Regions from separate parts of the Mus musculus genome. Here regions 1 and 2 are each linked to region 3. Evidence: chromatin loops called from intact Hi-C (ENCODE). Cell type or tissue: left cerebral cortex. All regions are shown on one strand.

Evidence for each region. Peaks named below come from ENCODE experiments on the same cell type or tissue, not always from the same donor. Only the 100,000 strongest peaks of a DNase experiment are listed, where the experiment ranks them.
Region 1: it touches region 3 in a loop (4-fold over the local background); 4 of 42 quality-filtered maps call a loop at or near these places.
Region 2: a loop joins it to region 3, with 2.7 times the contacts of the local background. A loop is called at or near these places in 8 of 42 quality-filtered maps.

Annotation. Positions count from the first base shown.
Region 1 is chr6:41,252,634-41,260,633 of GRCm38, forward strand. It overlaps Tcrb, the pseudogene Gm2719 and the pseudogene Trbv27. Among named protein-coding and RNA genes, the nearest start is that of Try4, 46 kb to the right of the region's middle. In left cerebral cortex, no CTCF peak of the experiment used is centred here; DNase peaks (open chromatin) are centred at 3,995 and 4,260; H3K27ac peaks cover 1,918 bases.
Region 2 is chr6:41,553,282-41,561,281 of GRCm38, forward strand. It overlaps Tcrb and Trbv31. Among named protein-coding and RNA genes, the nearest start is that of Prss2, 36 kb to the left of the region's middle. In left cerebral cortex, a CTCF peak has its summit at 3,307 (motif pointing left); DNase peaks (open chromatin) are centred at 522, 3,340, 5,218, 6,314 and 1 more place; H3K27ac peaks cover 2,221 bases.
Region 3 is chr6:41,050,755-41,058,754 of GRCm38, forward strand. It overlaps Tcrb. Among named protein-coding and RNA genes, the nearest start is that of 2210010C04Rik, 19 kb to the left of the region's middle. In left cerebral cortex, a CTCF peak has its summit at 4,997 (motif pointing right); DNase peaks (open chromatin) are centred at 5,114, 5,764, 5,912, 6,773 and 1 more place; H3K27ac peaks cover 2,117 bases.

The DNA of each region.
Region 1 (8,000 bases), 200 kb after region 3:
GTACTCACTGATAAGTGGATATTAGCCCAGAAACTTAGGATACCCAAGATATAAGATACAACTTGCCAAACGCATGAAATTCAAGAAGAACGAAGACCAAAGTGTGGACACTTTACCCTTTCTTAGAAATGGGAACAAAACACCCATAGAAGGAGTTACAGAGACAACATTTGGAGCTGTGATGAAAGGATGGACCATCTAGTGACTGCCATATGCAGGGATCCATCCCATAATTAGCTTCCAAATGCTGACACCATTGCATACACTAGCAAGATTTCACTGAAAGGACCCAGATATAGCTGTCTCTTGTGAGACTATGCTGGGGCCTAGCAAACACAGAAGTGGATGCTCACAGTCAGCTATTGGATGGGTCACACGGCCCCCAATGGAGGAGCTAGAGAAAGTACCCAAGGAGCTATAGGGAACTGCAACCCTATAGGTGGAACAACAATATGAACTAACCAGTACCCCGGATCTCTTGACTCTAGCTGCATATGTATCAAAAGATGGCCTAGTCGGCCATCACTGCAAAGAGAGGCCCATTGGACTTGCAAACTTTATATGCCCCAGTACAGGGGAACGCCAGGGCCAAAAAGGGGGAGTGGGTGGGTAGGGGATTGGGGGGTGGGTATGGGGGACCTTTGGGATAGCATTGAAAATGTAAATGAGGAAAATACCTAATTAAAAAAAAAAAGAAAAGGAGGAAGTGAAAAGGAAAGTGGAGATGTGGCAGAAAGAACTAAATTCCCGAGAGGAAGCCTGGGAACGAATATGCGGCGAGAGAGACCCTTTCATCTTGTGCAGTTTGATGTGGTCTTGGGTTGAGCAACTGAAAGAGCCTGTAATCACCAAAGAGGATGTGGACATGCTGGTCGACAGACAAGCAGATACTGCCGAAGCCCTGTTTTTACTAGAGAAGGGGCAGTACCAGACCATCCTCTGTGTGCTGCACTGCATAGTGAGCCTGCAGACGCTTCCCATGGGGGTGGAGGAAGCTTGCCTTTCACATGCCATTAAAGCTTTCACCAAGGTTAATTTTGATTCTGAAAACGGACCAATAGTTTACGACACCTTGAGAAAAATATTTAAGCACACGTTGGAAGAAAAGAGGAAAATGGCAAAAGACAGCCTCTCCTGAGGCTTTCTTCTCTGGACAAGCATCCAACCTGAGCATCCACCCCTCCTGAGGGTGGCGCTTCTGCTCCCCGCCCCGAGGACCAGTGCTGGCCGCGCTTCCTGCCTCAGTCCATTGTCAGTGCCGCCTCCCTGGGCTGAGGATGACGGCTCCTCTTTTAGTTATTTATTTTAAAAATATCTTTGAACTGTGTCTTGAAAAATTGCCATGAAGTTGGTGCCACTTTATTTACTCACTGACTTGATGTTGTTGTGTTGGCATATTAAGTATGTTGTATCTGTGCCCTTACTCTTGTTGACATTTTAGAGGAAAAAAATAACCCTTTCAAAACAGTTATTTTTTTGACAAAACTCTTTGTGGAGTTTTTACCAAATAGATCATTTTAGTAGTAAAACCTTACTATGTATCCTTCCCAAGACATGTGTCCCCTCCCTCAGAAATATGACCTAAGATAGTCACAAAAAAAAGAAAAAAAAAAAAAAGAAATCCCAATGCTTTCTTTCTGTCTGAGGATAAGGTTCAAAGTGTACTTCCAGGAAAAGCTAAGATGATCTAACCACAGTCTTTCAGGATAATGAGCTCAAATATTTACCAGCATCTAATGATTTTTTTTCAAGTAAGATTTAAAAAATGAACAAAGGAATTGAAAATAAAAACTTACAACGAGAAGGAAAAGAACCCAAAGAAAAAGCACATGAAACAGAGGTCAACTCATTTGCCCACTTGGAACTCTATAAAAACACTAAACTGGAAGTCAAAATATATTTAAAAAGTATGGGATTCAGAACTCTTCCGATCCAGGGCATGCTGCCTCGGTCTCTGTGAGGTCATATGTGCATGAGTTATGTTCATTTAGACAGCTTTGTCTTCTTTGTGTCCTTTCTCCACCACTGGCTCTTACAGTATATCTGCCTTCTCTTCCATGAGGTTCACTGATCCCTGAGAAGAAGGATTCGGTGAAGGCATCCTATTGAAGTCTGACTGTTTCAAAGTCTCTCCTTCTGTGCATGATATCTGGATATGGGTCTATGCATTTCTTCCCATCTGCTTTAAGAAGAAGCTTCTCCAATGGAGACAAAGTAAGGCACTGATCTACTTCTCTGGCTTAAATAAATTAATGACTTTTCAAGAATATTTCTTATCGGTTCAAATACACTGTGGTTTTTTTTTTAAACAGGTCTTTGTTTGGCTTCCATCTATTTTTGCACAGTCTACTACTGCACTCTCTCCTGACTAACAATCCCTATAGTCTATGTCAGAAACAGTCCTAGTTTCTCTGAGCTCAACCTCACCCTTTATCTTTATACCCACTTAACTGTATATGAGAACATGCTGTCTTGATTTTAAGTTTTAAGTTTATTATTATACTTAGCTCAGAAGTTTAAAATAGTAGAGAATTTGATCTACAAAAAATAATTATTCATCTAGGGTTATGCATTCTGAGCTGTGCCAAGAACAATTTAGAGCAGATCAATCTTGGAATTATCTAGATATTCTAAATTAAAAATATCAAAATACAACTAGGGGGTAGATAAGACAGTAGAGATGCCCCTTTCAGTATTGTCACTGGATCAATCCCATGATTCTTCTGTAGCAGGCACTCATCTAGAAACTAGTGAGTAATAGGAACAACAGTATTTAATCAAGACCTTCTAGAGTCTCAGAATCATTTTAAAAGCTTCCACATGGACTTTGTCATCTTTCCCAATTAGTCTCAATCACAGCAAAAATCCACTGGTTTTATGGCTGCTCAGAAAGAGAGGAGCCAGCAGGTTTTGTCTTCTACATGTTTTCATTCTCATTCTTATTCTTAAAAGAATGCCACTCTCAATTTTCAGTCTCTTTTGAGTGCTCTGTATCATTTAATTGATCTCTTTAAAGTATTTTTTCATGAGCTTTGTTCTTTCTTACTAGGTAAACTTCAATAGTAATTCCATATGTAACTAAAAGTCTCTCATATAAGCTACTATGTAATTTCCCACTTTATTCAATTATTTTTTGCCTGTTACATTTTCCCTTCACGTTTGCCACCCATAGTCACTGCATCTTCTATGTTTCTTGTTGACAAAATTAGCTGTGAGTGAACAGTGCAAGCTCGCTTCCTCACAGGCAACTCAAACTCAAGGAATTTATTCCTGAATTTGTTGCCTCCTCAACCTGCCCCCATTCTGGGCACACTGTATTTCCATCTCAGTGATTGTAATGATTGTGAAATCCCATTCTCAATTACATTAGTTTCTAAATCTCTTTGTTTCCTGTCCCCACAATGTCATGAATTAAATTCTCACAGGAAGATATATAGTTGCTGGAAATGCCCTGACAGTCAGCATGGCTGCATGGGGGGATGTGTTTGGACAGGAAAGGATCTGGGCTTGGGGATAATTTCAACATAGGACTTTTATGACTCCTCAAGGAAGTTTGGAGCTGGACTTCATCTGGCATAATCCTAATGTGAAGGCTACAGGATTCATGTCCTCTTTTCATGTAAACAAATCATTGGACATGACTGTGCTAAGACCTGACAAGGAACTGGGAAGCAATGAGAAAGAGCCTTCACTAGCTTAGACAATTCACCAAGAAGATAGTTATTGTCATTATTCGTAGAGCAAACATGTTCATCAGATTCAATTTTCCCTCTCTATTTCTGATCTAGTGTACGCTTTCACTGTCCTCTTCCTAGAAAAATAATACAAAGCTCTCATTCCTGGTCTCCCAGCTTGTACCCATAATTTAACATCATGTACATAGGGTGTCCATGTTTAACTTTCTAAATTTATGCAGTACACAAAGCCTTTCATAAACATTTCTGTGCACACACACACACACACAAAATCTGTCCAAGTGTTCTAAATTCACTCTAGCACTTTGAATTTAAGCCTAGTTGAACATGTTGTATTTCCTTAAATAGATCGTGTTGAATTGGGACAGCTGTACCTTTTAAAAGCTCTCTCCTGAGTCTATTTCTTTACCTCTTATACATTATCCCATTCTTCAGCCAGGGAAGACCTATCCACAAAAGCTTTTCTGACCTTTACAGAAAAGAAAAGCAACTTCTCTCCTGTGAAACGATTGCTAGGCGCAGTGATGGGTTTTTATGATTCTTTCCATCTAGAGTCATTATAAGACTTTATAGATAGGAGTGGTATCTTGAGAGCTTTACATGCCTGGTACTGTGGATAATTCCTGGAAGATAGCATGCAGGGAGGAAGAAGGAAGTGGGGAAGGGACAAAAGTAGGCTCAAATGAGTCTTCAAGTAGTTCCTCAAGATTCTTTTGAAGAACATATTTTCTGACTTCTGGTTAATGTCTATTTAAATTCTCTACACCCCTCACATCCAAGTCCTTTTAAAAATAAAACATGTTTGCTTCTAAGAAGATTGGTTCAGAGAAGTTTAAAAATAGACTGTTTCACTGGACCAAAAAATGTGTATATATACACATATATTTCTCACAATTAGATCTGATGGTGATATATAATTGAGATCTAGGAAAAAGCAAATATGAAAGAATGGCATGGAGAAACAGCAGCTCTCTTCTTTAAGGGACTCTTCATTTTGAAACAGAAGATACACAAGGAAATGTTTATGTGTGCATCTAAATATGAATCATGTTTTAATTTATCAGTGTTACTAAATTGTGTGCCAGGCAGAAGTAAAAATTAGAATGTTCTGATCGCTCAGTGTTTGAAGCTACTTCTAAGAGAAAGGTGAACCTAAAATCATTGTAGGGGGAGTCTAACTCAATAAAACCCTAACAAGTCAGTGACGACAGGGTTGAGATGGTTGACTGATGACCACTCAGTCACTCTATGCTTTCTGGGAAATCAGTGATTGCCAGTTGTTGCTCCACATTCTTAACATATTTGTTATATAAATAGATGGTTGATTTACTGCTCACAGCTGCCCCATTGCTGGTTTGATGTAGCAACTCCTGGCTCTTCCTATTGAAGAATCCTCCCTTTCAGATTGTCAGAGTCCATTTATTCTTCAGAGCTCACACAACATTGCTTCCTTTCCACCCTTTATAATTAGATCACATTCCGTTATTACAGACTTTGAAAGCTCTGAAGTGTATTCATCTCCAAACCTTGCAAAATAGTTGCAGTTGAAGGTTTCCTAAGACTAGGATAGAATTAGAATAAATAACCAGAGTGCCAAACCTACTTTGGATGAGGAAATTAAACAAAAATACTTTTCCTTTGATGTGAAAAGCAATATAGATGAATCTGTATTGAATAGGATCATTATGAAACCCTGAACAGTTGACAGGGTTATGCCATAATACACTAACTTCTAGAAGAACCCAATCTCTGCCCCATGACCTAAAACTCCTGCTTTAGCCCAGCCTGTCCCATGACTGCCAAGTTCATGCATTGTCTGGCCTTTAATAATCTGGGAGCAGGTAAGATGCAGAATTTTCAAACTCAGGAAGGAAAATTTTCCTTTGTGTGTGTGTGTGTTTTCCTTATCATTCTGTCCTCAAATCCCACCCTGGACTTTGCTGCCAAAAGTTGTCTCAGCCTGCAGGCCTATTGGATGCTATTATCTCCAAAACTCCAAAGTACTCTATTATGGGGACTGGAAAGAAAATTATTCTGGAAAGTTCTCAAACCATGCCCTGTGACAAAATGTATTGGTATCAGCAAGACCCAGGCATGGAACTATGGCTGCGCCATTGTTCATATGGCATTAATAATACAGAGAAATTAGAGCTTTCCTTTGAGTGTAATATTCAGAGAATGAATCCTACCTCATGTTAAGCACATTTTTCATACACAGCCCTCCACACTCCTGCCTCTTTCCAACCCTAATCTCTATTACTATGGCTTCAGCATCTATTTCTGTGACTTTGTACCTTGAACAATGAAGGACCTCAATTGATGTCCTCTCTCAACATCCTTGCAAGATACCTCCTTATGGGACTTTTGGCTTTAAATATCTGGTCTTTTGCTTCCAATGTGATATGCTGGCTGGGAAGATTTCTTCACAGCACTCATTGTGCAACATCATGAGAACTTAGATTTCTGAAACCTATATAAAATCTAGATGCAGCTATATACACCTATAACTCCATTCCTGTGAGGAGGAGAGTTGAAGATAGAAAGATCCTTATTGGCCGGCCCATCCGTGTTCTAAAGTATTTCAATAACTTCTTATATTCTTAGTGTGGAAAATGGTTGCATCCTGTGGACATGCTTTTCCATCCACTTGTTAAATGCACATTCGATCCATTTCAGTTTTAAATTTTTTATGAATAATGCAGATATAAAGCTTTATTTGTGAAAAAATGGATTTTCTGGAAGTGTATTTGCCAAGCATTAGTGAAATTTTATATTAAAAAAATTTAAGATATTTGAATAGAAGCCTTTGCAAAATGTTTTCATAGATTTAACCAATTCTCAGTCTTATCATCCTCTGTTAGCCAAAATAATGGCTCCAAAAATATCTACCTCCTATTACTCAGTAACTATGAATACATTACTTTATATAGAAAAAGAGAATGAAGTGTGGAGGTGTAATTAAGTGTTCAGCTAACTCAATACAACAAGATTATTGTTTGGATTGTATAGCTGGACTCAGCCTAAACATTCATGTCTTTAACAGTGACTATGGTTAGTGTGATGTTGCTTTCTTTGAAGATAAATAAGAGCAACCAGAGAAAGGCAGTGGTCTCTAAAGGTAAGGGGACAGATTATCCCATGGATACTCAAATCAAAAGATAATCCTTCCTGCCTCTTGATATAAATCCAACAAGAATTATACTTAATTTCTAATCTGTAGTATTCTACATGGTTATCCCGAGCTAGTATCTCGCCAGCAAGAATTCACTCAGACAACTGGATTCTTCTACGGCAAAGCTTTATTGCTTCATCTGAAGGAAGACCCCGAACAAGGAAACTGGTGCTGCTTATATACCCCTCCGTGTGACGTGTCAACTTCTGATTAGCTGCTCACTCATCACCCCACTACTACACCCCGGAATGGGCAGTGACTTGGCACGAATTTACTCTTGCACCTGCGCACATTACTTGTTTACCAGTTAGGCACAGCGGAGGCTCATGATGGCGATTGCTCACGGCTCTCCACACATGGTAGCTTTGTGATTAGTGTTTTATGATATTAATTTTACAGTGATTTATTACACCAGCCATAGAAAAGCATTTCACAACCCCATTTCCAAGCAAGCAAAAGAAGGCAAGGCTATGCTAGGAAGTAGTCCAAGGAAAGGCAAAGAGATAAACTAGGGTTTTCATCAGATAATGCCACTTCTAAGAGCAAATTTAATTTATTGCTATAGCTTGTTCCATTCCTGAAAATATTTCATTACAGATCAAATTTACATTTCATCAAGTGTCTTTCTAGTCATTTTTACCTCAGAGAGGGGCTGTTCTCATAGGAAGAATTCTTTCTTCCATTCTTGTTGGCTGTAGCTAGCAGAGAATGTGTTGGCCTTTGCTAGGTAGCTGCTACCCAGCAAGGCAAGAATATTTTTACAGAGGACAGAAGTAATCTTCTGAGTGTCAAATGATTAGAATGTGATTTGTCCTTGTAACTATGAGTTTCAAAAGAAAACTGACTCACTGTCCCACTCACACAAACAGAAATTCACCTTGTATGAGAAAGTAGCATAAAATCTCTCAAGAATACTACATGATGTTTCTGTAGCAAACATTTAGGAAAAATAGATGGTTAAAGTAGAAGATGAACAATTCCAAATTGTACACAATAATGATAAAGTTACAGTAAATAGAAACTTGTATTTATTTGGACTAAAGGTGTCAACCTTTTACAATACATATTAGGTTGTCAAAACAAAATGAAATAAAACTCCTGCTGTTTTTTTAAAAGCAAAACAAAAGAAAACT
Region 2 (8,000 bases), 500 kb after region 3:
ATTCCCTCAAATGTACAGTTCTGAGCATTTCTTTCTCCTAGTGGATCAGTTACTTTCTTATAAAAACATTTCAGCTCACTTTTATCCTTCTATCATTCTGAAAGCACTGTATTCAGAAAAAAAAAAAACTCAGCACCAGGTGGGTTCTGACCTACATAGAGTAAAGAGGGAGTTAGTTATACCCCTTGTTTTTGATGTGTTAGGTATCATTTGGGTGGGGCGACTTTTTACCTTTGTATGTCTACATCCTGCCGTTGACTCAGAGATCACTTGGGACTCAAAACTCTAGTTCTTTCACACATGTGCTGCATCTGAGCCATGTACCCCCTCTGTGTGTGCAAATTGTTGCTTTTCTATCTGTGAGGATGTGCAGGAGACCAAAATGTACTTCGGTTCTCTTGCATTTATTTCTTTAGTGCTTCTTCCAAACTTACCAAGTCTCAACAAGATTCTAATTCTGTAGTCCATTATATTTATCCCTCTATCCTCACACTCTCTCAGATGGGATCATGTCGCCTTATTTAATCTTATACAAGTGATTCACAAAATCACAGCAAGATCTCAGCTCGATATGGAGCACATGTTCTCCAAACTCTGCCTGGAGTCCAGGATCTGCTAAAACTCAGAGAATCAGTTCTTCCCCCTCCTCTCTCCCCAGCTGCAGAATGCATTTACCATCTCCAGCTTTCCAGATCCCTTCAATTCCTGTGAACCAAGGTGCTCCATAAGGAGCCTCAGACCCTACTTAGTGGTTTGTTGATGAAAATTCTGCAGGCCTTGTAGCACTGACAGAATGGTAAGTGGGGAAATCTAAGTCCTTCCCAGCTCCAGACACACACATTGTGATATATCTTACAAGGCATCTGACCTGCAAAGGGACAGTGCTGATCTTGAGTCCCATAGTTAACCAGGCACAGTAGGACCCTTAATACTTGTTTCCCTGACCGATTCCAGCAAAGAGATATAGGAACATGATAAAAAAAATAATCTTAAGAAGAACTGTTTTTCATCAAACATCAGCAAGTGAAGAGATGCATTCCTGGGACTTTTCGGTTCCTGAAGACAATGGGGGAAGGGGTGGAAGCATCTCACCCCAGGTCTGGCTGTTTATCTGTAAGTAACATCAGCACCAAGTAAGAATGGCCACCTGCCATAGCTCCATCTCCAGGAGTCACAACAGGATGTGGTTTGACATTTACCAGGTCCTACATCTGGGGTGCCTGTGAATGCTCCCCCACTCACTCACATTCTGAGCATTTTGGGAACCACACTTGCCACATCCTGTCTTCAAACCCTTCTCATGCAGCCCTTTCTACCTCAGCCTCTAGCTATCACCGTGACAGTGAGAACAACCAAGAGGAGGGTCTCTAAAGGGGAACCCATATATCTCATCTCAAGCCCCCCATCTAAACTATCTTACATCTGTTAGAAGTCACACAGGAAACAGAAGCCTTCAGTATGCACCATGGAGACAGGTGCAATAACAGCTCTGACCTCATTAGGGTTCCCATGGCTCCCACATCACCGCTCTTCCCACTTCTCTTTCCACTTAACCCCAACTCCAGTCACCCTCTCTTCACAAGTATCCTCCATTTCCTTCAACTAATGTAATGAGAGCCCATTCATGTAATGAGTCACAGGAACAGAGTCTAAATAATAAACCGAATGAAAAATAGATGGTCTGTCTGTCCTGCATTCATTGGCTGGCTTTCGCTGGGGTGTATCCTCTGTGAGTAAGGGCTGTAAAGTGAATGTGCTTTGTATTTCCTGCCTCATGTGGGTAAGATGAGGGAAACGTCTACACACAACACAGGAAAGAATGGAAAACCAGACCTCCAGAAACTCTCAAATGAGGAAGTGGGAACTCGCAAAATATACAAGCCAATCCTGCTCTATCCATCACACACTCAACTAAATCATATAATCTTTAAAAAATCATATGAAGTAGCCCAGCCTTCCTAAGGCTGGGCCTTTTTCTACCTTCTAGAAGCAGTCAAGGGGCCCCAGTCAATCCCATTATGGCTTAGATCCTTGAGGGGAGTTTCTCTAACTTCTGTGGTCCTCAGCAGCCTGTGTGTGAAAATCAGGCAATGATATCCTTAGGGATAGTTATTGTGACACATTTATAAAGTCAAAGTCAAAATCAGCATCCTTACAGATCTCCTAGAAAAGAAGCCACATTTAACCAGGAACCATGACATTGATGTTGGCAGCAGGTAGCACCTACTATTAGGATATGCCATCCTGAAGTGTTTTCCTGTTTTCCCTAGTTATAATGACTGAGGTTTTGACCTTTGGGTACAATTGAAACAGTTATGGCAGCAGAATCTTTATGCATAAATAGAGGCAGATAACTAAATGCAGGATAATGACTTGCTCTAGTGTGTATACATGGTTTTCAGGACTCTCCTTAAACAGCCTCTTCTTGTGTGCTACATTATCCTTAGCCATCACTAGGATTTTCTTTTTCTCATTTGCTGTTTCCAAGACTTTAAAGACGCTGAGATTTCTGTGTTTCTATTCAAACAATCCTCTCATTTGGAACTTAATTGTATTAAATCTAGCTAAAAATCGTTTCTCCTTTTAATGTACACACACACACACACACACACACACACACACACACACACAGTGTTTCTCCTTGAAGACAGACCCTGAGATTGCACAGAGTTCCAACAGGAATGTTCTAGGATGAATTCAGAGCAGACAGCACATGAGAAAATTGGCATCGGTTTGCCACATAAGCATTGTCATGTTTGTGACATATTTTCTGTTTAAATATTTTTAAATGAGACAATTTGGAGGAGCTACAGTCAAAGTACTTTGTAAGCTTCCAGGGAGGAAAAGGACACCTGCCAAAAGTTAGACTTTGTAATAGTACTTGCAAAATATGATCTCCTTCAATATCTAACAATGCATACAGATAACATTTGCTGGTGAAAAAAAAATGAAATCTAGAAAAACTACATAACTGCCCTCAGGTCTTAGAAACTAGGAAATCTAGACTTGAAGTCAAATGTTTTACTTGTAGCTTTGCCTGGTACCATCTTTAATATACTTCATTGTTTTGATCTTTATGATGGCTCTCTGTATCCTGGCTACTTTACACCTATTCATCAAGTGTGATAGAGACATTTGGACATTGTCAAGTATGTTGTTGATCACTCAGTGTCTCTGTTTTGATTTTTCCTTTGTATATTAATTAAATGAGATTGAAAATACATCAGTGATACATCAGAATCACTCTAGATAGTGTTTGGTGCCAGGAACAGAGGATTTTAAGACTTCTTGTGCCCTCTTGTGGAAGAAAAGAGACATTGGGGGAAATTCCCTTTTGGGAATATGATCTAGAGAGGAGTGAGGGCTAAAGAAATCTCAGTTGCCAAGGTAACCAGTACATCCCTTTCCAACCATTCACATCAGTCTCTTCCTCTTCTTCATTTCCATCCTAGTCACTATTCCATTTTAACCTTTCTGTCACACACACACTCCTCCTCTTTACCCTCAGTCTCCTGTGTTTCTTATGCTACCATCTGTTTGTCTGTTTTGCTACAGAAGAGTAGAGGAGAGACAGAAGTTTAAACTGGGAAGTATAAATGACAATACAACCACTATCAGACCTGGTAACACATGCTTGTTTGGATGAGGCAGGGGGATTGCTTCAAAATTGAGGCAAGTGCAGACTACATAGTAGAAATTTGTGTCAAACAAAACAAACAAACAAACAAACAAGCAACAGGACGCAAGCAGCAGTAAAAATTCCTGAATGAACATTTTCCATATTAACTTTTACATTTGATCTTAGACAAAATGCTAAGAACTTTTCTATATTAAATTCTATCTTGCATAGCTATCTAATGACATCTTGTTCCTCCTTGATTGATGTCTTGAGTATCAGCCTTTATAAACTTTCTAACCTCAGCAGAAAGATGAATGATGGAGATACTCCCAGAGGTGAAATTAACTAATTGAGTTACATAAGATTCTCCTACCTGGTATCAGATACAGATACAGGTATATCCCACTTCTCTCTGCCACATATATCCATGAGCATGCCCAGCGTACCTCAATAGTAATGTAGAACAAGTATAGAGTGTTTAGACAAGAGTAGCCTGGTTTAAGGACGGGTATACAATATCCTACTACTGGATACTACAAACTGGAAATTTTACTGTGTGTAGGCAACTCACAGGTTCTGCATATGTGAGTCACTGATAACGAGTTTAATAAATGTCTTTGGTGACTTCTGACTTGAATCATGTTGTTTTCCAGACTTCAACTTGACTATCAGCCAGAAATTCAGTGGCAAACCCCCTCCACCCATCCCTAGTGAGGGTTCCTAGTGAGGGAGGAAGGACTAAAGAGAGGGTGTGGTTTTTGCACAGATGTCTGCCCCACCCTACTCAGTGTGAGACTCCAGGCACAGAGGTAGAAGCCAGAGTGGCTGAGAAGCAGCTTCTCCGTGCTTAGGATGAATTGGTCGTCCTTCGGCCTGGAAGCTGAGAGGTTCAGTTGCACCACCGACTCTACCTGGCCAACAGTAATAGAGTAGAAGAGTTGCTGGAGGGTGCCTCCTGTGGCCTGCCAGTACCAGTAGAGGTTAGGGCTTGATTTCCCCTTTATGGTACACCCCAGAGACAGTGGGCTGCCCACAGCCTTGATCTCGGCAACTGGCCATTGATGGATAGTCTGAGCACTAACACCTGTAAAGAAATAGAGTCATTTAGAGTAGAAACACACACCTCTACACATACACACACACCAGCTTGCTTGCCTTCCCTCTGAAGGGGTTACATGTAATCAGTCTCAGGGAGTATACTAGAAGAGCCAGGGATGAAAAATGTTACAGGGCAAGGGGAGACAAATCCTTTCTAAAAGATACAAAACTGAGAGTCAATACTGAAAGAGTGTGAAATGCCCATATCTCAGTAATTGGAGGACTGTGGTCAAGAGAGGCAAGCCAGTACCAAAGAATCTACACCTTTAACAGGTGGAGAGATGGAAGCAACAATTTGAAAGTAGGTTTTCAACAGGGGAATGCACCCACCCAAGAACATGCCCAGGAGAAAGGCAAGGAGAGAGTACAGCATAGTTCAAGATGGTCTTTGTCTAGGCTTGTCTACTCTGCACTTGTACTTCCTTTTCTAAGCCAGAGATGCACAGGCCCCTCCTACCTCAAGACTGGCTGCCAGAGTGGAAGTTTAGATCCCCTTGAGCTGGGGAGGAAATGAGGCTGGGCTTTCTTAAGCAGGTGGTGAATCATCCCCACCCTCCCTGGGAACCAGCTGTGCTCTGCGCTTGTTAGCATTATTACACTCCTGCCTGATGTTCTGGTATGTAAATATAGTTAATGATTCGTTATTTATGGGCAAACAAGGGGCAACACTCTAGGTACTCCTGGAGACATCCTGGTGTCTTTGACCATCAGAGCAACTATTGCTAGTAAAATAACAAAAGGGGATTTTATTTTAGTCAGTGCCAAGATATGTCACCTACACTGTTTGAAAGGAAAGACATGAAGGCAGATAACAGCTCAAGAGATTTAGGTCTCTGGAGTTTTCAAAGGAGAAGAGTGTAGTTCTGAGTAAAGGAACCTGTTATGTCATCCAACAGGAGAAGTGCACATCCTCTTCAACCTTGGTAGGTAGGACTAGAGACCCAGACAGGCAGAATTAATTACTAAAGGAATCAAAGCTGGCCTGTGTTCCATGTGCCTACTAAGGCCCATCTAGATCTATTTTATTTGTTCCTTTACTTAAACAACATATTACAAGGCCTCACAATTAGATGGGACCAGGTCAATACTGTAGTTCATTCCTCTTGCTGTGTAGAAAACCTGTGTTAATTCTGAATCTTACTTGTCTCGTGTTTAAGATGTGACAAATAATACCCAGTAAGAAGGACTACAACACCAACAAATGCCAAATGGCTCAAAGATATGTTTTGCCCGATACACAGCAAGCACTCTTACAAACATTGCCTTTAAAGCGCAAGCAAACAGCCAAGACGCAGGGATTCACAAGGGGGTAGATCTGGCAGGTAAGAGCTGAAGATGCCAGAGACACAAGAAGTGTAATGATGCTGGGCAGAGGGGGGAAGATCTGAAGGGTAGTTGGTAGAGCTTCATTCCACTGAGATGAGGCATAGCACCCTGAGATGCTTGGAGGACAGCCAACTGGTCCCTTGGAACCTCACTTGTGCGGTTCTTTGTTCTCTGAAGCATTCATTTATAAACCAATTATTCAATCTTAGATGTGGGAGAGTGGTTTAAAGTGAGGACCTGGAAAAGGCAGCAGTAGGCGTGGCCAGCCAGGGAGGTTGAGCCTGAAGCAAATGAGCTGTTTGAAGTGCTTCATCACTTCATCGGGGTCTGGTGACCTAATGCATTTGTTACTGATGCTCTTGCTTCAGAAGCATGAGTTAAAATTGGAGCTATTCACTCTGATGGCTTCCGTTGCAGCACTTTCCAGTTGCTTACACCGGAGTGCCCCACATTTATGGAGGGAGTGTTTTGTTTGTTTGTTTCATCTTTTCTAAGTCTAATTAACCCTCTTACAATATTTATTTTACTGAGAAAGCAAGTGATACACACAGTGCAGTGCGCATGCAATAAACACTTAGAAGTATGATGAAAAATAGCTACGGGCAATGCAGGAACCTAATGCTGTTGGAAAATTGCTCAATCTCAGTTTGTATAAATCTTTTGCTAGAACGTGATGAAATATATATGCAAGCCAGGATTTGGGGGACTGGACTGAAGATAACATACACACATACTGTCTTTGACTGCCTCTGTTGTTTATGCCACTCTTCTTTTTTGTTCCTGAATTAGTATTTTTTAGGGAGTGGGATGGACTCCCTAGAAGGCCCTTAAGTGAGAACTAAGCACAGAGAAGAGGGAAGGTAGGCAGTGGCATTAGGAAAAAGTGAAATAACTGTTCTTGCTTTCAGTGGGACTATATCGTATTTTCCTTAGGCTGGCAGGTTTAGGTGCCATCCTAGCCCATGATACCTAATATAATCCATTGGTCACACTGGCTCAGTGTCATTGCCAAGTGTAGAAACAACACAATCTTCCTCCTTCGGTGTGAAACAGCAGAGTGGGGGAGAGGAGCCGCATCAGTCAGATCAGAAATACCAGCTGGCTCCTAAATCCTGATCATTATCACAATTCTAGCTTGAAGCTCCTTCCATATGGCTGATGTCTTAGGGGAAAAAAAAAGCTCTCTTCCTTCTCCATTACCATCTGCAATGCTGCTGATTCATTCAGTCATTCAAGGCATTCATCTGTTGATAGGGATGTAATCCCTGGGCTCTGTAGCTGCAAAGCTTTGGAAGGGAAGGGTCTGGCCACCTTTAGCCCCAATGAGGTGTTGACTAAACTGGGTAATCAGAGACTGGTTTGCCCTGTGGCCTGCTCTCTCCTTAACCTTTCAAGGCATTTGAAGGTGGGGGCCCATTTCTCTGATAAACCTCCTATGAAATTCCTTTGCTACCTTCTGGGCCTTCTTCTACCCCTCCCTATGCTAGATTTGATTCTAAATTAATTACTACAGATCTGATAAGCTTCACATTAAGAGAATGGCTGAATTAGTCATCTTCTCATTATCACTTATACGTTTTATGTCTAAATAATAAACTTGGGAGGCATTTGTAATGTCTCTTTTTTCCTCTACAAGAGTTAAAAATTACTACAGCTTATGGAAAGGAGTGGAGAGTCAGTCAAAGTCATGTGTCAGAATTCCTTGTGCCTGTTGTGGCTTGCATATGCCTTCCAAGGCATATGTACTAAAAACTTAATCACTACTTCAATAGCGATAAAAAATCCTTCAAGAGTGATTAGAGCATGAAGGCTTGGCGCTTAAGATGGATTAATTCTGTTATGGTGGAAGTTCCTTAAAAAGATGAGCTTGACATGTTCTCTGCATCTCCCTCTCCTTTTCCCTCTCCTTCTCTCTCCTTCTACTCCTCCTCTATCTTCATACTCTCTCTCTCTCTCT
Region 3 (8,000 bases):
TTAATGGGGTTATTTGATTTTCTGGAGTCCACCTTCTTGAGTTCTTTATATATATTGGATATTAGTCCCCTATCTGATTTAGGATAGGTAAAGATCCTTTCCCAATCTGTTGGTGACCTTTTTGTCTCATTGACGGTGTCTTTTGCCTTGCAGAAGCTTTGCAATTTTATGAGGTCCCATTTGTCAATTCTCGATCTTACAGCACAAGCCATTGCTGTTCTATTCAGGAATTTTCCCCCTGTACCCATATCTTTGAGGCTTTTCCCTACTTTCTCCTCTATAAGTTTCAGTGTCTCTGGTTTTATGTGGAGTTCCTTGATCCACTTAGATTTGACCTTAGTACAAGGAGATAGGAATGGAGCAATTCGCATTCTTCTACATGATAACCACCAGTTGTGCCAGCACCATTTGTTGAAAATGCTGTCTTTTTTCCACTGGATGGTTTTTGCTCCCTTGTCAAAGATCAAGTGACCAAGGTGTGTGGGTTCATTTCTGGGTCTTCAATTCTATTTCATTGATCTACTTGTCTGTCACTATACCAGTACCATGCAGTTTTTATCACAATTGCTCTGTAGTACAGCTTTAGGTCGGGCATGGTGATTCCACCGAAGGTTTTTTATCCTTGAGCAGAGTTTTTGCTATCCTAGGTTTTTTGTTATTCCAGATGAATTTGCAGATTGCCTTTTCTAATTCATTGAAGAATTGAGTTGGAATTTTGGTGGGGATTGCATTGAATCTGTAGATTGCTTTTGGCAAGATAACCATTTTTATTGATCCTGCCAATCCATGTGCATGGGAGATCTTTCCATCTTCTGAGATCTTCTTTAATTTCTTTCTTCAGAGACTTGAAGTTCTTATCATACAGATCTTTCTCTTCCTTAGTTAGAGTCACACCAAGGTATTTTATGTTATTTCTATGTTTGCTTTTTTGTTTGTTTGTTTTGGTTTTGGTTCCTTTGATGGGGATGCAAGAAGGTATGTAGAAAAATTGAGATTATATAAAATAAAGTTTCCAGAAATTGATACCATATGGTTACAAATTTGGTGCTCAATATTGGGAACCAAGGAAAGGTTGTTCTAGATATGAGTGAATTCAATCAAGTTTCTGTATTTTGTGAGTGTGGTGATAGGTAGCAATTTGTTGACTGAGTCAGTCACAATATAAAAAGTAGGTGTACCACAAAAAAAAATAATAAATCAAAGCCATAAGGCAGCAATTCTCACCCTGTGAATCACAACGCCTTTGGGAGCTGAAAGACCCTTTCACACAGGTTGCCTAAGACCATTGGAAAACACAGATATTTACATTATGATTCATAACAGACAAAATTGCAGTTATGAAGTAGCAACCAAAAAATTTTACGGTTGGAGGTCACTACAACATGAGAAACTGTCTCAGCAATCGGAAGGCTGAGGACCACTGCCATAAGGAGTAGAGATCCTACTGAACAAGGAACGTCCACAGAGAAGCAGAGCAAGGCTAGGGGAAATCTAGAATCAGTGGCAGAGCAGAAGACAAGGAACACCAACTCCTTGAGAACCACTGGTTGCATCAGCGCTGAAGTTTAGTCTATGAACCTCCTATGTTTGCCACTGTTGCAGCTGACCACCGTCTTAAAGGCTTAATTACTTGGACTTGATAAAAATATAAACTGTATCATTTGATTCCAGCCACATCTGTGATGAGCAATTCTATGCAGACACAGATTTGCTCTATAAAAATGGTGCTTAGATATTCACATTATGTTCCCAAGGGATCCTGCTGCTGCTATGAGTTATAGTAGTGGCCTGTATGATATTTTTGCAGGCAGATTCCAAAAGTGTGGAACAGGTGGATCAAAAGTTTTCCAGATCTTAGATTTCTGGCCAACCTATCTATACCAATGCCCTAATTAACATATTTTCATTTGTATTTTTCTTTTTTTTTTCTGTCTCTAATTTTGTTTGGGTAGTTTCACCTTATCTCTTCAACTTATCTATTCTTTTAAGCTTTGCCCATTCTCTTTATAAACAAATATAGTGAATGTATATATTAAACAATCAGTATAACTCAGTTCAGAATTTCTATTAGATCATGATTCAAGTTTCAAGTTCTTTGCTAAAATTTTCCACTATATTTACTTTGTTAAAACATTAACTATTTAAAAACCAGTGTCCAGTAACTGTAGTATCTAAATTTTTGAGCCACATTTTTTTTTTGTCTGTTGTCATGTCTTGGCACGTGATGATATTATTTTCATGTGAATCCTAGATTACACGGAACATTAGAGAGTACTTTAGGGCTCTGAATGGTTTCATTTTTCTCTTGAGAGGACTGAGGCCATATCTGCTAGGAAGTTGTGAGAGTGACAGGCCATCTCCATGAAGCTGAGGACTGACTTAAACTGAAGTTGGGCTTTGAGGAGTCCCGGGATCACTGTTAAGTCCTGGCATTAAGTGGACAGTGGTTTAAGTTTTAAACAATGTTTGAGTGTTTAGCAGCTTTATTGACATGAAATTCATGTAACATGCATAACATTTATTCATGTATAATTCCATGAGCTTTGACAAGTCCATACAGCTGTGCCAGTGGCATCATGGTCTAGCTCTAAAACATTTTCACTCTCTTTGAAGTTCCCTTGTGCTCATTTTCAGCAATTCCCTGCACTATCTGCAGGCCCCAGGCCTGGAGCTGCCCCAGGGTCCTTTTGATCAGTAGCACTGAACTTAAGTGTTAGTCTACATATCTAGGAGCCACTGGTTGCTTTACAAAGCACCCCACTCTTTTCATGTTTTCCCCATCTTGTCCTCTTAGCAGATTCTGCTAAACTGGTAAATTGTATTAAGGGAAAATATCTGCAAGAGTTATACTTTCTCTAATTTTTTTTTTGTCTTTTGTGTCCTTTCTGCCTATGCAAACAAATGCCACCAAACACGAATCACTTCCATTAACCAAACATTTTTTTTTTTAGTTTATTTTAGAGTGAACATTGTAGTAATTCGATCAAACTTTAAGGGCCAGAGTATGTTTGAGCATGCTTGATTTAGGGTGGAAACACCCTTAAGAAAAGAAAAGCCTCCTGCAACTTGTTCTAGCAACCATATTCCTATTAAGTCCGAGTATGCAAACTCTTCTGAAGCTATATGGCTTTAGTGACCTGGAGGATACCATCCCTTGTTTTTCACACGTAGAAATGTTTACTCCTCAGAGTCTTAAGGAATACCTACCCGTGTTAGTTAGTATTTGCTAAGTCTTTACTTTCATTGTTTATCAACAGGATCCCAATTGGCATCTGGTCCAGAACATTTGAATGACAATTCCCCATGCGTTGCGTAAAATTTGGAACCCAACCAACATTTCAGGGCATCAAGATACTTACCCAAAAGTTTCTCCCCATTCCCCAAAATGTTAAAGACGCGATGTCTAGTTGAGAACTCAAACATCATTTGCAGAATGTGTGAGTCTGATATTTTCCCTCAAATGATGAACACTAAGAGACCAACTATCCACTAGTTACACTGCAGTTTCAGCTGCTGGACTTAGAACTCCTCCGTTTGGAAACTTCTTGAGAATGCCTGTAGCTCTCAGAGATTACTCCTTGCATGGGCCTCAGGCCATGTGCATTGTGTGACCTCTCAGGCTGAGTGATAGTAGGAGCTTGGGTCAGGCTTGTGTCCTCTGTGAACAAAAGCTCTCTTTCCCTGTGAAATGTGCTTCCGAAGCTAAGGGTGTTTAAAGATAATGCCACTCCTCTTCCAGCATTACCCAGAGAGGCCCTTTATGTCCTTGTGGCCTTAGCCAGCCCCAGCATCACTCTCTTCCTGCCTTCTTACTTGTTCATTGGCCACCACTTCCTCAGATGGTGCGTATTGAGAAATTAGTCTGAGATGGGAGTGCCTTGGACAAATTATAATACCCCTCCTATATGTATCCCTCCTTCTAAGACCTCTGCTACCTCCCAGCCCTAGTACACAGCAGATGCTAAATTCTAAAACATTTTTTCTTGTTGGTGTGCTCTGTTTTCTTTTTTACATTTATTTATTTATTTATTTATTTATTTATTTATTTATACTTACTCACTTTACCTCCCTCTCTCACTGCCCTCTTCTTGGTCACCCCCTTCCCCCATCCCCTTTGCCTCTGAGTGGGTGGGACACCTCCTGAGTGTCCCCCTCATCCCGGCACTTCGAGTCTCTCTGAGGCTAGGTGCAGCCTCTCCTACTGAGGCCAGAGAAGACAGCCCAGCTTGAAGAACATATCCCACGTACAGGCAACAGCTTTTGTGATAGCTCCTGTTCCAATTATTTGGGACCCTCACGAAGGCCAAGATGCACATCTGCTACATATGTGTGGGGAAACCTAGGTCCAGCTCATGTATGTTCTTTGATTGGTGATTCAGACATTGAGAGCCCCAAAGGTCCAGGTTAATGGGCTCTGTTGGTCTTCCTGTTAGAGTTCCTATCCTCTTTGCTTTCTTTTGTATTTTGTTTGAATCATAAGAAGCAGAAAGGGGGAATTTATTCACTGTGCTCACATTGGGAAGAGGGTCCAAAAAAAAAAAAAAAAGAAAAGAAAAAGAAAAAAAATCCAGTGACTCCTTGAGTCCATCTTCAGGCTTCCGATAAAGCAGTTTAGTTTCAGCTTTAAACAGAGGGCCAGAGGTATGCATATCTAAACAACCTCCATCAAATGTGATCCTGCCCATCACTGTTTTAGCTCCATCTTTCTGAAAAGTATAGTCTGATAACGTGCAAATCTCTTTCTGGGAGAAAAGTTTTCCTTCTGGTAGGTCCTGTATGATTCCCAGTAGTTTAATATCTTGAAGTCCATTGTTTCATTCTTATGAAAGCCAAAGGGAGGTAGATAATATACAGTGTCTTTTTTGAATGTCTTCACTCTTTTGATTCTGTCGCATAACCTCAACCTTGAGGTGGTATATATTTGTAAAACAAAAATCATCAACGGGCTCCAAGAAGGAAGAAAAAAGATTAAGAATGCTTTTCATTCCACTGGCCACAAGGGGGAGCTGTGGCAATGAGATTCAGACTTCTGAGGAAGGCCTAAAAGAATTCACTGTTTGAGAGAGGGTTAAGAGAAACTTTGACTTATTTATAGCATGGAAAAGTGTGGTCTGCAGAGGCTCTGAACAGTGCTGTCAGGTGAATGGCTAAACACAGACCTCTTTCTGCACTGAAGTTCCAGCAAATGGTCTGACTGACTTCTTTTATGTGTACCTGCATGGAATTAGAAAGTAGTTGGAGATACAAGAACTGGGAACCCACAGGTAGGTGCAGGTAGAGAATACATCTTTGAAAGCAATATATGAAGCTCTAGGAGCTGGGTTTATGGTCTAACTCAGTCAACTCTAGTCTGGTCCAATCTTGCATGATGTGAGCTCCTATGACTAGCAGTGAATGCTGCAGACCAGGGGTTCCTTAGGACATTTGAGCATACAACCAGTGACAAAATCTACTAGTTAGGACGAAAGAGACCAAGAATCTCATTTCTGTTTCCCTCAATGAATTTCCGTTTATATCATCAAAGAATTAGACTAGCAATATCCTGTGGCTGTTCTTCTTCTGGGCAATCCTCTCCATTCTTGGAGAACTATATTTACACAATAATAGGAAACACTTCCTCTGGGCATATGTTCTATTAAAATAGCAACAGCTTCAGAAGATATCAAGAGCAAAGTCCCATTTGGATTCTATTTTCAACTTCTATCTCTATCTACAAATACCCTGGAAACAGGACTGCCCTGATGCAGACATTTTTGATGCTATCAAAATACCCGAAGATAGAAAACCAGAGGGCATTGGCTGCCACCGAGAACATAGGTCTGAGACAATGTGTTTTAACTCAAGACTCTATCTCACTTTTAATGAATTTGGAATTTCCCTTGCTTTGTGGAAATCTGAGGATGTCATAAAATTGCATTTTCTGTGCGCAGTTGCTCAGTAGCAGAAAGGAAGTTCTAGGATATCTACCCATGCTGCCGTATCTATTCCACCATATTGCACAAAGTGAGAGTCTAGCCAAATAAGTTAACTGGAAAATTATCCACTTTTCTTCAAAGCTTATTTATGTAGCTCATCTTAGAACAAAACAAAGAAATACACTGAAGATTGCCAATTCAATTTTCTAAGCTAAAACCTAACTTGCTTTCTGTGTCGAGCTGCTTTCAAAATCCTCTGAGAACACCAGAAAAGGCAAACACATGCATATCTATCATCAAAATTAAAATTTAATAGTGAGGATCTATAATTTAGTGCATGGAATCTCTTGGATTGTTCTCTTGCACACTCAATTAAAATATTTACAACTCTCTCCCAGTAGTGTAGATCATATTGTTACAAATAAATTTTGTTAACTGCTCTTTTTAAGAAACTGGATTGAAATTAGAGTGATACTATGCAATAGTATCAATAACATATGTAATTGTTGTGAGAGGTTGGATGAGAATTTAATAGTTAAATAGGCAAAACAACTGATAATTTGTAAAGGTAAGTGGGAAAAGGCCTATAATGCAATGTCTTCTTTGGTTTGCTCTGAGTTTTTATTTGGAAAACTGGTTGATAAACCTTCTGGCTCAAGATAACATTAATTAGTGTGTATGTTGACTTTTATGGTTTTTTTGCCAGTGAGAATGTTGATCATTCTTTTCTGGGTCAGTGCCACCGTAACATTCCCTGCACTGAGCAGAACAGAACCAGGCTGCCTTGCTCCTTGTTCTGTAGGAGATGTGAGAAACAGTCTGAGCACAGAGAGATGGAACACTTGTGACAATGACATCTCCATGGGTGCCTGTGCCACACTAACCACAGGTGACAGAGTCAGCTGTGAGACTCTCTCTTCACCATGACCTGCCAGGGCACTGTCCCCTGATTTCTCGGGGGATTTCTTCTGATGGAAATCACTCAAGGCAGAAGCAACAGTGGGAGTTTTGGTCCAAGGTGGACGATTTCATATATAAAACAGATGAACATGTAGGCTTCTCCCACTGAGACACACACTGTCTCAGCGTGTGTCTCAGTGGCCAGATAGAAGGAGCTTAAAGAAAGCTAAATTCAGACTCAGTGACAAAATAAGGCCCTGGCTGCCAGTTAGTCCACTTCCTGCTTTCGCTGGTTCTTCTCCAGCCTCTGCCTCATCCCCACTGCTCCTAGATAGTTCTATTTTTAGGTGACAGCCAAGCTAAAATTGCTTCGTTCAACTCTTGTTAGGGATGGCAGAGTCAGCTCTGGGTTCTCTGTAAGGCTGCCCTCTCTCCAGCTTCGCTAGAGCTTTCAGGAAGTAAAATCTGCATCAATATTTGTTTCTGCCTATCCTTCGGGCAAAACTAACAATGTTTTTTTTTAATTATTTAAAAAGTATTTAACAGTATTTCTAACTAACATTGCTTCCTGTAAAGAAGGTTTCCTTGGGTCAGGGTCCGTTCGGCATCATTTCTAGGCACTGCTCACCTGATTGCATCAAGAATATTTACAGAAAATAGGATAGATAATTACTTTAAATCAGCTTCAAGCATTCTCACTGTTCCTGCATGGTCATGATTACATTGTGACCTGTCCCTTACAATGTCCCCCCTCCCACCTCTTCCTTGTTTTCTATTTCTTCTTATTATCTTCCTTCCTTCCTTCCTTCCTTCCTTCCTTCCTTCCTTCCTTCCTTCCTCTCTTACTCTACCTTGGTTTCTCCACCAAACTTTCTCTCTCCCCTTTCCCACCCTCTTTCTCTTACTTTCCCCCTCCCTGTCTTCCTTCCTTTCTCTCTTTTCTTCTCCTTCTTTCTCCTTTTGTATCTCTTGCTTTCTCCTTTGAAACACTTCATATGTGAGCTTTGTGAAGTAAGGAAACACGATGTGCTAAGGGCACCAATGAATGCTCACAGAATTTTTAAATTATTGACTTTAGCTCACTGTTTTACAGATGAGAAAATGGAGTGCTTAAAAATGAATTGCTGATTTCCACATAACATGACCTGTATGATCCACAGGTAATCTATATATTTTCTACATTTG